Regions from separate parts of the Mus musculus genome. Here region 1 is linked to region 2. A link is a contact called in ENCODE Hi-C or POLR2A ChIA-PET data. All regions are on one chromosome and are shown on one strand. Each heading gives the region's core, a stretch centred on a gene start or an enhancer-like site at or near the end of the contact. The rest is flanking DNA. Distances are from core to core; before and after follow the strand shown. Region 1 holds the start of Rnaseh2c (ribonuclease H2, subunit C). Region 2 holds the start of Ap5b1 (adaptor-related protein complex 5, beta 1 subunit).

Region 1 (5,494 bases), core at 224-2,723, 34 kb before region 2:
CTTCGAAGAGGCACGCAAAGTGAGACAGGCCGAAGAACAGACCCAAGAGGAGAAGAGGCCTAGGAGGGGCCCACTAGTGGCCAGTGCCAAGGCAAGCTCAGGTCTAGGCCAACTCCGAGGATAACTGGCTTACTGGCCCAGGTCCGCTCTGAACACGTGGACCAAAGGGATCCAGGCAGCTGTGTACATTAAGATGGGTGGGGAGCATTCTGTACAGGACCGGTGATTGTAAAAATTTCTTTTATAAAGGAGGAGCTGGAGGGTGGGGTGGGCGCTGGTTGCAAAGTTCTGGCCCCTCTTGCCCCCAGAAATAAATTGTTTATATAGGCAGAGCTATCAGGAGTTCTTACCAAACTGGGTGCCATGTAATGGCAGCTTCAGGGTGCTAAGGTGCCCACAGACTCAGGCATTGTGAAGATCTCATTTATTGGGATAGAAACAGTCGCTCCAAGTGGTGAGAAGGGATCTGTGACTGTCATTCTCATGATCTGGTTCTCAGTCCTCAGGGACCTGGGCGTGAATCTGCAACAGGAGTCACTTCTACTTTGTGACTTATAATACACAGCAGTTGGGTGGGGACCCAGCTGCTCAGGGTGATAGCCTCGTCTAAGAGAAAAGTGGGGAATGCCCCCCACCACTGGGAGTTTGGGCCTCCGGAGCCATGATCCCCGTGGTGTTTATTGCCCTAAAGCCCCCAAATCACTAGAGACACTATTCAAATCGGATAGAAGGACTGACCAAGTCTGAGGAGGAAAAGGGCTCCTGAGTATACGTACCGCTGCTGCGAGGCTGGGCCAACCTAGGGCCCTATGCACTTTGGCATCTGGACCCGGGACCGTTTCCAGACCCCACAAGGTGAAATGGCTGAAGCTGCCGGTGGCCCCGATAAGGCGGTCCTGGAAAAGGCCGGGTTGAGACTCGGGACAGCAGCTACTGCCCTCACCCCAAACCTACCATCTCCCTTTGCTCACGAAGTCCCGCTCCAGCGGCTCCTGCGCCTCGTCCGCTTTGTCCTCCGCGTCCCCGGAGAAGTTCAGTTTCCCTATCAACCCCTCTCCCTTCTCCTCCGTCACCATCACGAATCCCGCAAACCCTGGCGGCACAGCTACCTCCTCGCCCCGCAGGCCGCGACCGCGAAACGACGCCTGTAGCCCTGCAGGAGGGACATGCAAAGCCATCAGGCCAGCCTGGCCACGGGAGGATGTACGGGTGGCGTCTGCCGCGGGCCACGAAGCCCGAGAGCCGCGGGGCCTGCTCGGACTCACCGTCTGCATCGTGGCGGACGGCGGGCGTGAAGAAGCGATCTACCGGGGCCGGCCGGCTGACTAGAACGTCGCAGGGCAGGAGGTGCAGCTTAGCCGGTGCGGCACCACGCAGCGAGCCAGGGCGCAGGTGAATACGCTGTTTCCCGTCTGCCGCTTCCTCCGGGTTCTTCATCTCAGAAGCTTGTAAGGTTCAGGCAAAAGCTGGCGGGTGAGGAACGCAGGGCCTGTCGGGAGACCGAGCACACTAGATGCAGAGCCTTATGGGAAACGTAGTCTTTTCTCTGGCTGTTCTCTGTAAGCACCTGCCTTCCTGTGCTCAAGTCTTTATGTGTGATCTCATTCTTGTGCCTCCACTTCCCAGTGCTGGGGTTTAGCTTGCGCCACCGTGCCCACCCAGCCCTAATATTTTTATGGTTTTTGTCGTTTGAAAGCAAGCAAACAACAACAAAAAACTGAACGGATTCCTAGAAGAGTCCTATTTAAATAGGTTGTCTGACAAACTATTTTTGGTGGTGATGAGGATTGGACTCAGGGCCTTGGACATATTAAGCACGTGCTCTAGGACTACCATCCTGTAGGGAAAAAAGGCCAAAGAAAGAACACCCGACCCCTGACTTGACTCTAAAACCAGTGTAAATGTTACAGCTCTGAGGAGAAAGGTATCCTGGCAGTTGGGAGCCAAAAATACTACGAAATCACATCCTACAACAAACCTCACATAAGAGAGTTATTGGAAAAGAGACAGGAGGGAAGGCGGCTGTCTCTGCTCAGAAGCAGCAAAGAACGGAGCAGGAGGGTTTTGGAGATGGGGCAGAACTATCCAGAGTGCTCTGAGAATGGAAGGATTTTGCAACCTGATGTTGGGGCAGCTCAGGGACTGATGCAATCTGTGGCTTCATCTTGGGTGGGTTTTGTTGTTTTGTTTTTTCTTTTCTTTGTTTGTTCGTTTGTTTGAGATAGGGTTTCTCTGTGTAGCCCTGGTTGTCCTGGAACTCACTCTGTAGACCTGGCTGGCCTTGAACTCAGAAATCCGCCTGCCTCTGCCTCTCCTGTGCTGGGATCAAAGGCCTGCGCCACTATGCCTGGCTTGTTTTGTTTTGTTTTGTTTTGTTTTGTTTTGTTTTGTTTTTTCCTTAAGGCAGGGCCTGGTTAATTTCCAGTGGGGCTGGACATAATGATTAGAGAAGTCTTGAGGGCAGGGCCTGGCTGCTCAAACCTCAAGGGAAACACACTGCCCCTGGCCTGTCTCCATGCCTTAAGACTTGGAGATTCCAGCAAATAATATTTCACTGTTGGTCTCCAAGTAATCCTTCCAGCTGCGCTGTATTTCCCACCAGCTCACACTGCACATGCCCCACCAGCTCACACTGCACATGCCCCACCAGCTCACTGCACATGCCCCACCAGCTCACTGCACATGCCCCACCAGCTCACTGCACATGTCCTACCAGCTCACACTGCACATGTCCTACCAGCTCACTGCATATGCCCCACCAGCTCACTGCACATGCCCCACCAGCTCACGCTGCACATGTCCCACCAGCTCACTGCACATGTCCCACCAGCTCACACTGCACATGCCCCACCAGCTCATTGCACATGCCCCACCAGCTCACTGCACATGCCCCACCAGCTCACACTGCACATATTGTACCTCCTTACACCCATTGTCAAGCCATCTCATACGTTCCAGTGGGCTTTCCCAGCCTGAACCACTAATCAATAGCCCGAATAATAGCTCTTAGCTGTACCTTTCAACTATCAAAGGGACTCAGCTGCTCTGACAAGCGTGTGGTCTAACTGAAGCTGCTGATTTGACTCTGCTAAGATGTGTATGGATCTTTTCTGCGGAATTCTGCCACCAACCATGTACAGACCTTAAAATTTGTTTTGTTTTTTGTTGTTTTTGTTTTTGAGCCAGGGTTTTTCTGTGTAGCCCTGGCTGTCCTGAAACTTGCCCTATAGACCAGGCTGGGTTTGAACTCAGGAAATCCACTGGCCTCTGCCTCCCAAGTGCTAGAATTAAAGACATGTACCACCATGTCCAGCTGCCACCCATCATATTTGGTTCCAAACTCAAGAGTCCACCTCTTCAACTGCTTCTTCCCTTCGCCTGCTCTAACCAAAGTGTCCATTCTCTGGCTCCCGGAGCATGCTATGCCCTCCAAGGTGTCCACTACATGGGCATCTCCCTGCTGCATCCTCCAGGGCTCCATCATGTGGGCAGTTTTCTAGTTATTAAGCCCTGCCCTCCTTTTCCTCTATTGGACCCCACTTCCCATTTCCTTGCTTTCTCCTCCAGGGGCTGCTTGCAAAGTACCAAAGCTTCCTTGGGGGCCTCTGACCTTGTCCCCCTGCCTCTCACAGCTTCTCTGTGCCCCCCTGGGCTTCTCTCTTGTCTCAGCTCCCACTTGGCATGCTCAATTTTCAAATTCTCTCCTATTGTAACACCTTCTGCCACTGCACAAACAATCCAAAAAGGTCTCGTATCCAAACTTGCTCTCTCCTCCTCTGTTTCTCCCAGTCTACACCTGACCAGGACAGCTCTTATATATGGATGCTTAACATCCAAAAGCACCCCCCCACACACACACACCCCAACAGCCTGTCCTAATAGGGACAGGAAATTGCTCTGTAGTGCGCTGTCAAAGACCTACCCAGTTTCGTCCAGCCCCTTCCTTAGCCCTTCCTCCTTCACTCCTGTCATGTACCTGTTTTCTCTATGACTGAAAGGAAGATTATGTAAGAAGTGGCCAGAAGCTGACTGACAATGTCCATATTCATCCTGCAGAGACCATTGAACAAATCTGAGCCGTCCTAATTCCCCCTCTCATCTTTACATACTACAGAAAGGGTCCTTCCACCTCTATATTCAAGATCTGTGGGACACCAGATGGGGGACGGTGTCACTGCCAAACCTGCTCAGCAGATACCCACCAGACACACTCAAAATACAAAGAGTATGCACCCTACTCTCACAACATATAAGTATAGAAAAAATAGAAGGTGGGATCCAGTATTCATCAAAGGCGCCTGCCTCCCTAACATGTCCCCTCTTGGATGACACCAGTCCCACCTCTCTGTCCTCATGGTCACTCCATCTCGTTTCAGATCTTAACCTCCACATATCGGCTACTATTATATATATATATATATATATATATATATATATATATATATATATATATATATATATATATAATTCTTACTCTGCCTGGCTGCTTTGGAGAATGTGGGTTATGTGTCTCTCTGGGGTCAGACTCATGACCACCATTTGTGGCCTTGCCCATTGGACTACTAGACTCTCTAATCTCATTAACTGCTCTGACCCAACAATCACTCTCACCCCTTATCACCCCCACATTTGTCTCTTTCATATAGTGGGCTGCTTTAACTCCTCAGAGACACATGTGGGATTCTTCTGACTGTCTTGACCCTCAGCACTACCTTCCAGCCTCTATGCCTGAATGCTCCAAGTGTCTCTGTCTTCTGTGGCATCAGATTTACCACTGCCTACCTGCCTGGTGAACTGGGACTTGTGCCCTGGTGTTCTTTTTTCCAAAATTAGGGAGGGTACCTGGAAGAGAACCCAACAGGTGGCTCAGACCATCCTCTCTCTCCAAGGCCAACCAAATAAATAGACTTGTCACCACTGTGGTACTTCAAAGTCAGTGAGGATTAGATCTACTGACAGTGGACAAGGGTGGCCTTTGCCTCTTCTGTAGGGAGGAAAGTTGCTTTTATGTCAACCTATGGAGTAGAGTGAAAGACAAGATCCAATAACTCTAGACAGCTCCATGCTTCTGGCCAGTAGCTCCTTGGCTGTCCTGCATGGAGCTCGATACTCCTTGATCAGCCTTCCTTCTCCTCGCTTTCCTAATCCTATTCATTGCACCCTGTCTTAGAAACTTCCTGCGTACATTTCTTCAACAACTTCAAAAGATTTTTAACCAGACCTTTAGTCAGTTGTTAGGACAGGATTATCAGCTCCTGGCTGGAGAGCCAGGTGCCTGAGACTCTTCACTGCCGGTGAAGATCAAGCTTGCCCCATGGACTTTGGTGCCCACCCCCCATACAGTAGGAAGTAGTTTAATGGTATCATCACCCTCTTTCTCAATCCCTGATTTCAGTTATCAGTAGTAAACAGGAATGTAGAGGGAATTGGCCAAGGAAAGAATAGCCTGCTCTTAACATGACTCCAAGCCCAAGACCAGGGCCACGGAAAAAGC
Region 2 (5,800 bases), core at 1,832-4,331:
CACCATCCACCTGAGCTTTCTCCAGGCGCAGCAGCAGCATGGAGGCAGGAGGCAGGCGGATGGCTATGAGGTAGGTGGTAGGGGGCTGAGCCAGCACTACAAAGGGCTCTAGGTACTGGGACACCAAGGCCTCCAGGCCCTGCTGCCCAAGTGGACACCACACACGGCTCTCTACGCCCTTTGGTAGGCAGGAGTTCCAGAGCTCATCGAAGAAACGCAACTCAGAGCCCTTAGGGAGCCGGGGGAAAGGCAGGAAGAGGTCAGCAAAGTTCACAGACAGGGGTGGCAGGCGGGCATGGCACGTGAGGCCAGCGGATGTGCTGTAAAGGGCCCGGACGTGTAGGCGGGCAGGGGCTGGGCATCGGGGCTGCAGAAGCAGGTACAGAGGATGCGCAGGTTGTCCCGGACGCAAGCAGGGTATGTGGACAGCCTCCAACGGCTCATAGAGCTGTCCTTCCACACGGAAGCGCAGCTCCAGCGAGTAGACGGGAGCATCCAGTGCCTGCACCTGCAGACACAGCACCGGGAGCGGGCCTTTGGCCTGCTGAGGCCCCACACTCAACTGAATTGGGGCTGAGGTCTCCTGCACCATCAGTGCTGATGAGAAGCCCTGGTTCTCCGCCATTAGTGACGAGGCCAGTGCAGGTGCAGCCAGTGAGGGGCCCAGCGCCATCCCCAACTTGGAACTTGACAGATGGGACAAGAGGACATAGTATAGTCGGGCATGGTCCCGTCCGTCAGCATTCTCTAGCTGTCTGGCCAGTTCCTGCAGCAAGTTGGCCAGACCATCTCCCCCGCCTGTCCGCAGCAGAGCACGGCACACCCGCAGTAGGGCCTGGTGGAGGCCCCAGTCGGTGCAGTGCACAGCTGCAGCCTGTAGAAAGCTGAGTGTGGTACTCTGAGTGGCCCCCTCTGCCACCTTTGCCAGCATCTGCAGGTGCCAGCAAAGGGCTTCGCTCTCGCCTGGCCTGGCCACCGCCTCTTGGAGCAGCACCTCCCTGAGGGGCTCTCTCAGCTCAGGGCTTACCTGATCTAAGAGGTCCACAAAGTGGGGTGCCAGGGAAGGCCGAGCTCGGTACAGTTGGGCCAGTCCGCGGATCAAAAATGTCTGTACTGTGGAGTGTCTAGTCAGGCAGTTAGTAACAAGGTATGAGGCTTGGAAACAGAGAGTGGCCAAGGCCCGGGGACCACCATCCAGGGCTGCCCTTTGCTGTAGCCCAGCCAGCACCTCCTGTAGGAACCACTGTGGGCCCTGAGTCTGGTCTTTCTCCTCTTCCTCATCGTCAGCACAGAGCAGACACAGCAAATGCAGGCGGGCCAGGAGAACCGTTGGGTCATGAAGGAGACTGGGCATGAGGCCCCGGCACAGCTGGGGCCCCAACAGCAGCGGGGCAGCCTCTTCCCCCTCTGGACCTAGTGGGCAATTCTCGGGGAAGCTCAGGATGCAATGCAGGTAAAAGAGGTGTGTGGGCGAGGGTAAAGCTGGGTGCTGGGCTCCCAAGGTGAGCCTGCGGAGGAGCAGAGCTTCATCCTGTGCAGTGAACAGGGCCTCGCCAAAGGCCGCCTTCAGAGACAGAACTGAGTGTAACAGTGTCAGCTGTGCCGTGCCCAGCAGCCGAACCAGCTGTGGCTTGAAAAGCACTGGTGGCTGTCCCCGAAGACCCCGGAGGGCCCAGCCCAACAGCCACAGAAGTTGAGCCTGAGCCACAGGAGTGAGCAGATAGGAAGTGTCCAGAAGCTGGGCCACGGCAGCCTTCAGCTCTCGGGCGTCCTCGGGGCTGGGCTCTAGAACCGGAAAGCCACGCTCCTCCTCCCCAGCTGTGGGCCAGCTGGGCCCCTGGGGCTTAAGATGGGCATCCCATTCCTCAGCCAGGGTCCAGTCCCAGGGACAACTCCCAGTGGAGAAGTCCTCAGCCACCAGCAGGCCTTGCAGGCCAGCCCCAGACCTGGACTGTACCACCAAGGTGTCGTGTAGAACAAGGGCCAGAAGCAGGCTGACAGGCTGGATGGGACCTGTTTGCCCTGGGAGGCTCCGCAGCATCCCCAGGGCGCCGGCCAGCAGCCCAGGCTTACAGCGCTCAAGTTCTCCAAGGCATTCACAGGCTGTGGCCTGTAGATGGCGCTGTTCTGAAGGGGTTCCAAAGCTTCGTCCCAAGTCTCGGCCTGAAGCTAAGCCAAGAAGTAAGGGCAGAAGCCGGCAGGAAGCTCCCGAAGTGGGTCCGAGAGCATCTCCTGACACCAGGGCTGTAGTGGCTGCCAACAACAGGAGCCTCCGGAGAGCTGAAGGTCTTGTGGGCAGGAGGACAAGCGTGTCCAACAGGGAAGTGGCAGCAGCCTCCGCGGCAGGTGCATCAGGCCAAAGTTTATCAGAGTACTCCAAGCTCAGTGTCAGTAAGGAAACCTGAGATGGGGGATTTAAGAGGAACTCGTTGAGTTCAGCATGCGGTAGTATGAAGCAACCATATGGACCACGGCAGGGCACACGGGCAGGACCTACCTTGGTCTGCTCGCTTAGCTTTTCACTCCTTAGGTCACTCAACAGGTCGCGACCCAAATCCTCACCTTCGGCACCTGCCAGAAAGGCGGATGGGCTGGCTCGGAAGGCCCCCAGGCGCTGGGCCCAGGCTTCTCGACCTAGGGGCCCCATGGTCAGTCATCCACTTCTCTGTAAAGGGAAGAGAGCATCAGACACCGAGGCGAGGACGACGCGCAGGCCTTTACGGCCACTAGAGGGCGCCCAGGTCCTCCACCTTCCCGAGGGGCTGCTGTTACCCTAGGGCCGTCTTGCAGACCCCTCCCCGCCCCCCAATGCCTAGGTCCCGAGATGAACTCTGGAGGCTTCGGAGATAATGCCGGAAGCAACAGCCCGGGCCCCTGCAGGATAGGACCCGCAGGATCGGGGTGGGGGTGCCCAGAAGGTGCGTGCGGAGAGCTCATTAAGCCTCCCGCCTACGAAGGGCATCGAAACCACAGCGTCGCTCGCGCCCCTGGCGCCCGTGGTAACGGGTCGGCCTCTCTCACCGCTTGAGTCAGCTGCCGCGGGCGCTCGGTCGGCTCCTTCCGGGCTGGCAGGCTGGCGGCGCGGGCCGGGGCGGGGCGCGGCGCTCGGCGCGTGGGCGGCCGGGACGGGGCGAGCCCGGGGGCGGGGCGTAACGGAGCCTCCGCCTGCCACGCCCGCCAGGCCGGCAGGTGCCGACTCGCCGGTTTCGCCAGGTCTGAGTAACTGTCTCGCCGTGCAGGCCCCCTGCCCCGAAACTGCCGCAGGCACGGGCAGGGGCGGGGTTTGGTGGGCCGGGCTCCCGGTCCGCTCCCCGATGGAACTGCGTTCCCAGGCCCTGGAGCAGAACAGCGGCTTGGGCAGATCGGGAAGGCGGCCAGCGCGTCCCCCAGTCCTCCCGCCCGGGCCCGGTGACTGCGCGCTTGGCCCGGCTGCTTGAATGCGGGTCTTCGGGCGGCCGCTGGGTGGCGCGCGAGGCGCAGTCCCAGGGCAGAGCAGGAAGAGCAAGGCGTGGGTCACTGCGGGACCGGTCGAACCGGCGCCGCAGGGCTTGGCTTGGCGTCCTCAACGCTGACCTGGCGTCGGGGGTGCTGGGGGGGACCACCTCGCTCTGCTTGGAGGCGAGGACCCGGGGCCAGGGTCGCAGCCGGATGGTAGCTGCTGACCTTTGCCCGAAGTCGCACGGATTGCCTACAGGGGTCGGGCGCGCTAGAGTAGAGCGAGCAGGGCGGGACCTTAAGACGCAGCGAAGCCGAAACACAACGGGATCCTGACTCTAGGTGTGCGTGTTGGCGGGGCCTGGAGGGTCACTCAGCTCGTAACACACCTAATATGAACCGAGAAACCAAGGCTTGAGAAGACAACGGCCGGGCTGCCAGACTTCTGGCCAAGTAGTACACACGCTACCTACTAGAGTCCAGAGGACTGTATCTGGGCTTGTTGGCGAGTCCCAGGCTGTGGGTGCTCACTGGCCCGCTAGTTTCAGGGGCTCAGACCTTCTGTCGTCCAAATCTCATACTCACCGTCCTATAAAGCCTCCTGCTAGCCACTTTGAAGATGAAACACCTGAGCCCCCATTGCTAGCCTCTGGCTATTTCTTTGTCTTTGTCCCTTTGGGTGGCCCAAGTTCCTTCCTAGCCCCTTATCCTGACCTGGCTGCAGATGAGAGTGGTGAGGTAGGGTCCTAAAAAGAAGACTGCCTGGGCCCCCAGAACAAGGGTAGAAGAAGAGAGAATGGAGACATGGGGGCGTTGGGGGAGGCACGGGGAGCTAGAAGACCTGGTCTCTGCTCTTCTGGGCTCTGGCTCCACAGCTGACTCACAGGCGACAGCTCTAAACCACTTCCCTCTAGGTGCCTCAGTTTCCCCATCTATAAATTGGGAGTGATGACTCCTGTTTAAGAAGCTTTGGGGTGGGGCGCCCGGCTAATTAGGCCCAAGATGAAAGAGGCCAGGGTGAGAGCAGCCCTGGGCTGGGAAGGCAGGTTGGAGTAGGAGCCTGTCTGGTTGCCCTGTCTGAGGCCCAGAGGGCGCTGATAACTGCAGGTCTGGTGTCCCAGCTCTCGGTAGCCAGAAAGGATTATTAAACCCTGTTACAGTTGAGGGGAGGGGCTTCCAGGGGTCAGGGAGTCCAACTCTGGCTGTGTCCCAAGCTTCTGATGCTGTAGCCTCTGCCAGCCTCCAGCCTCCCTGGGCTTTGGTTCTTTGAGGTGGCATGTGTGGTTTCCAGAACTGTGTGTGATAGATGGATGTGTCTTCCTGAACTCACTAGGGCTCGTAGCCAACCCTGGGTGCTAAGGGTGGGTATCTGTCTCCCATGGGCTTTCAGGAGCCCAGAGAAGGTAGAGTCACTTGTACAAAACTCCAGGGCCTCTGTAAGGAGGACTGGGCTTCTGCTACATGCTCCGTCTGCTGCCCTCGCGCTCCTGATGTCCAAGTTCATGAATGGGCCCTGTTCTCATCTGCCTGCCCAAGTATCCTCTTAGGAGAGGCAATGTTTGCTTTGTCCTGGCAACAGACGGGGCAGACAAGAGGTGCCTTCAGCTCCTCATGAGGCCCTCTTGAGAGAGTGACCTGTTTGCCCTCACCTAGTTCCTCCTCTTCTGCATTTCCACTCCTCTCCATGCAGCTCAATTCTTGGGAAACCCTAGACATTAGGCTGAAAAGAGGAAAAGTTAATCCCCAGGCCTTGACTTTCTTATCTGTGAAATGGGGCCACAACAACCCCATCCAACCCCATGGCACTGGATCCTATGGATACAGGGATGCTTCGTAAATGGAGTCCACGGTACCAGGGCAAAGGTTGGGGAGTGGAAGGCTGCTGCCCGTGTACAGTTTTCCTTTGCAGTGATGAAAACTGTGCTGGCTAGTTTTATGTCAACTTGACATGAGCTTGAGTTAGGAGCCTCAGGTGAGAAAATGCCCCCATAAGGTCTGGCTATAAGTCATTTTCTTAATTAATAGCTGATGGTGGAGGGGCGAGCCCACTGTGGGTGGTACCACTCCTGGGCTCTAGAAGAAAGCAGGCAGAGCAAGCCATTAGGAGCAAGCCAGTAAGCAGCACCACTCCATCACCTCTGCATCAGCTCCTGCCTCCAGGTTCCTGCTCTGACTTCTTTCAGTGATGTGGAAGTGTAGACCAAATAAATCCTCAACTTCATTTTCCGTCGTGGTGTTCCACCCTAGCAATAGTAAGACAAAAATATTCTGGACTTAGGGGTGATGGTTGTATAATACCCTGAAGACTAAAACCCCCTGAACTATACATTTTGTGAGGATGTATGTTGCAGTACTATTAAAAATG

Evidence for each region. Hi-C counts contacts between places; a loop is a spot of excess contacts on that map. ChIA-PET counts read pairs that join two places held with the same protein, here RNA polymerase II (POLR2A).
Region 1: a map of heart shows a loop between it and region 2 (6-fold over the local background). The contact joins the promoter of Rnaseh2c here to the promoter of Ap5b1 in region 2. A Hi-C loop is called at or near these places in 1 of 37 maps with a recorded cell type or tissue (heart). POLR2A ChIA-PET finds 5 or more read pairs at or near these places in 4 of 5 experiments (Patski and embryonic stem cell).

The regions. Positions count from the first base shown.
Region 1 is chr19:5,597,852-5,603,345 of GRCm38, reverse strand. Rnaseh2c (ribonuclease H2, subunit C) reads right to left here and starts at 1,473. Exons shown (of 4, transcript NM_026616.2): 1 at 1,266-1,473; 2 at 972-1,153; 3 at 777-896; 4 at 387-522. The coding sequence starts at 1,437. The coding sequence ends at 496. It overlaps Kat5 (K(lysine) acetyltransferase 5), which reads left to right. Exons shown (of 14, transcript NM_178637.2): 14 at 1-332.
Region 2 is chr19:5,565,305-5,571,104 of GRCm38, reverse strand. It overlaps Ap5b1 (adaptor-related protein complex 5, beta 1 subunit), which reads right to left and starts at 3,081. Exons shown (of 3, transcript NM_001362046.1): 1 at 3,022-3,081; 2 at 2,498-2,665; 3 at 1-2,401. The coding sequence starts at 2,647.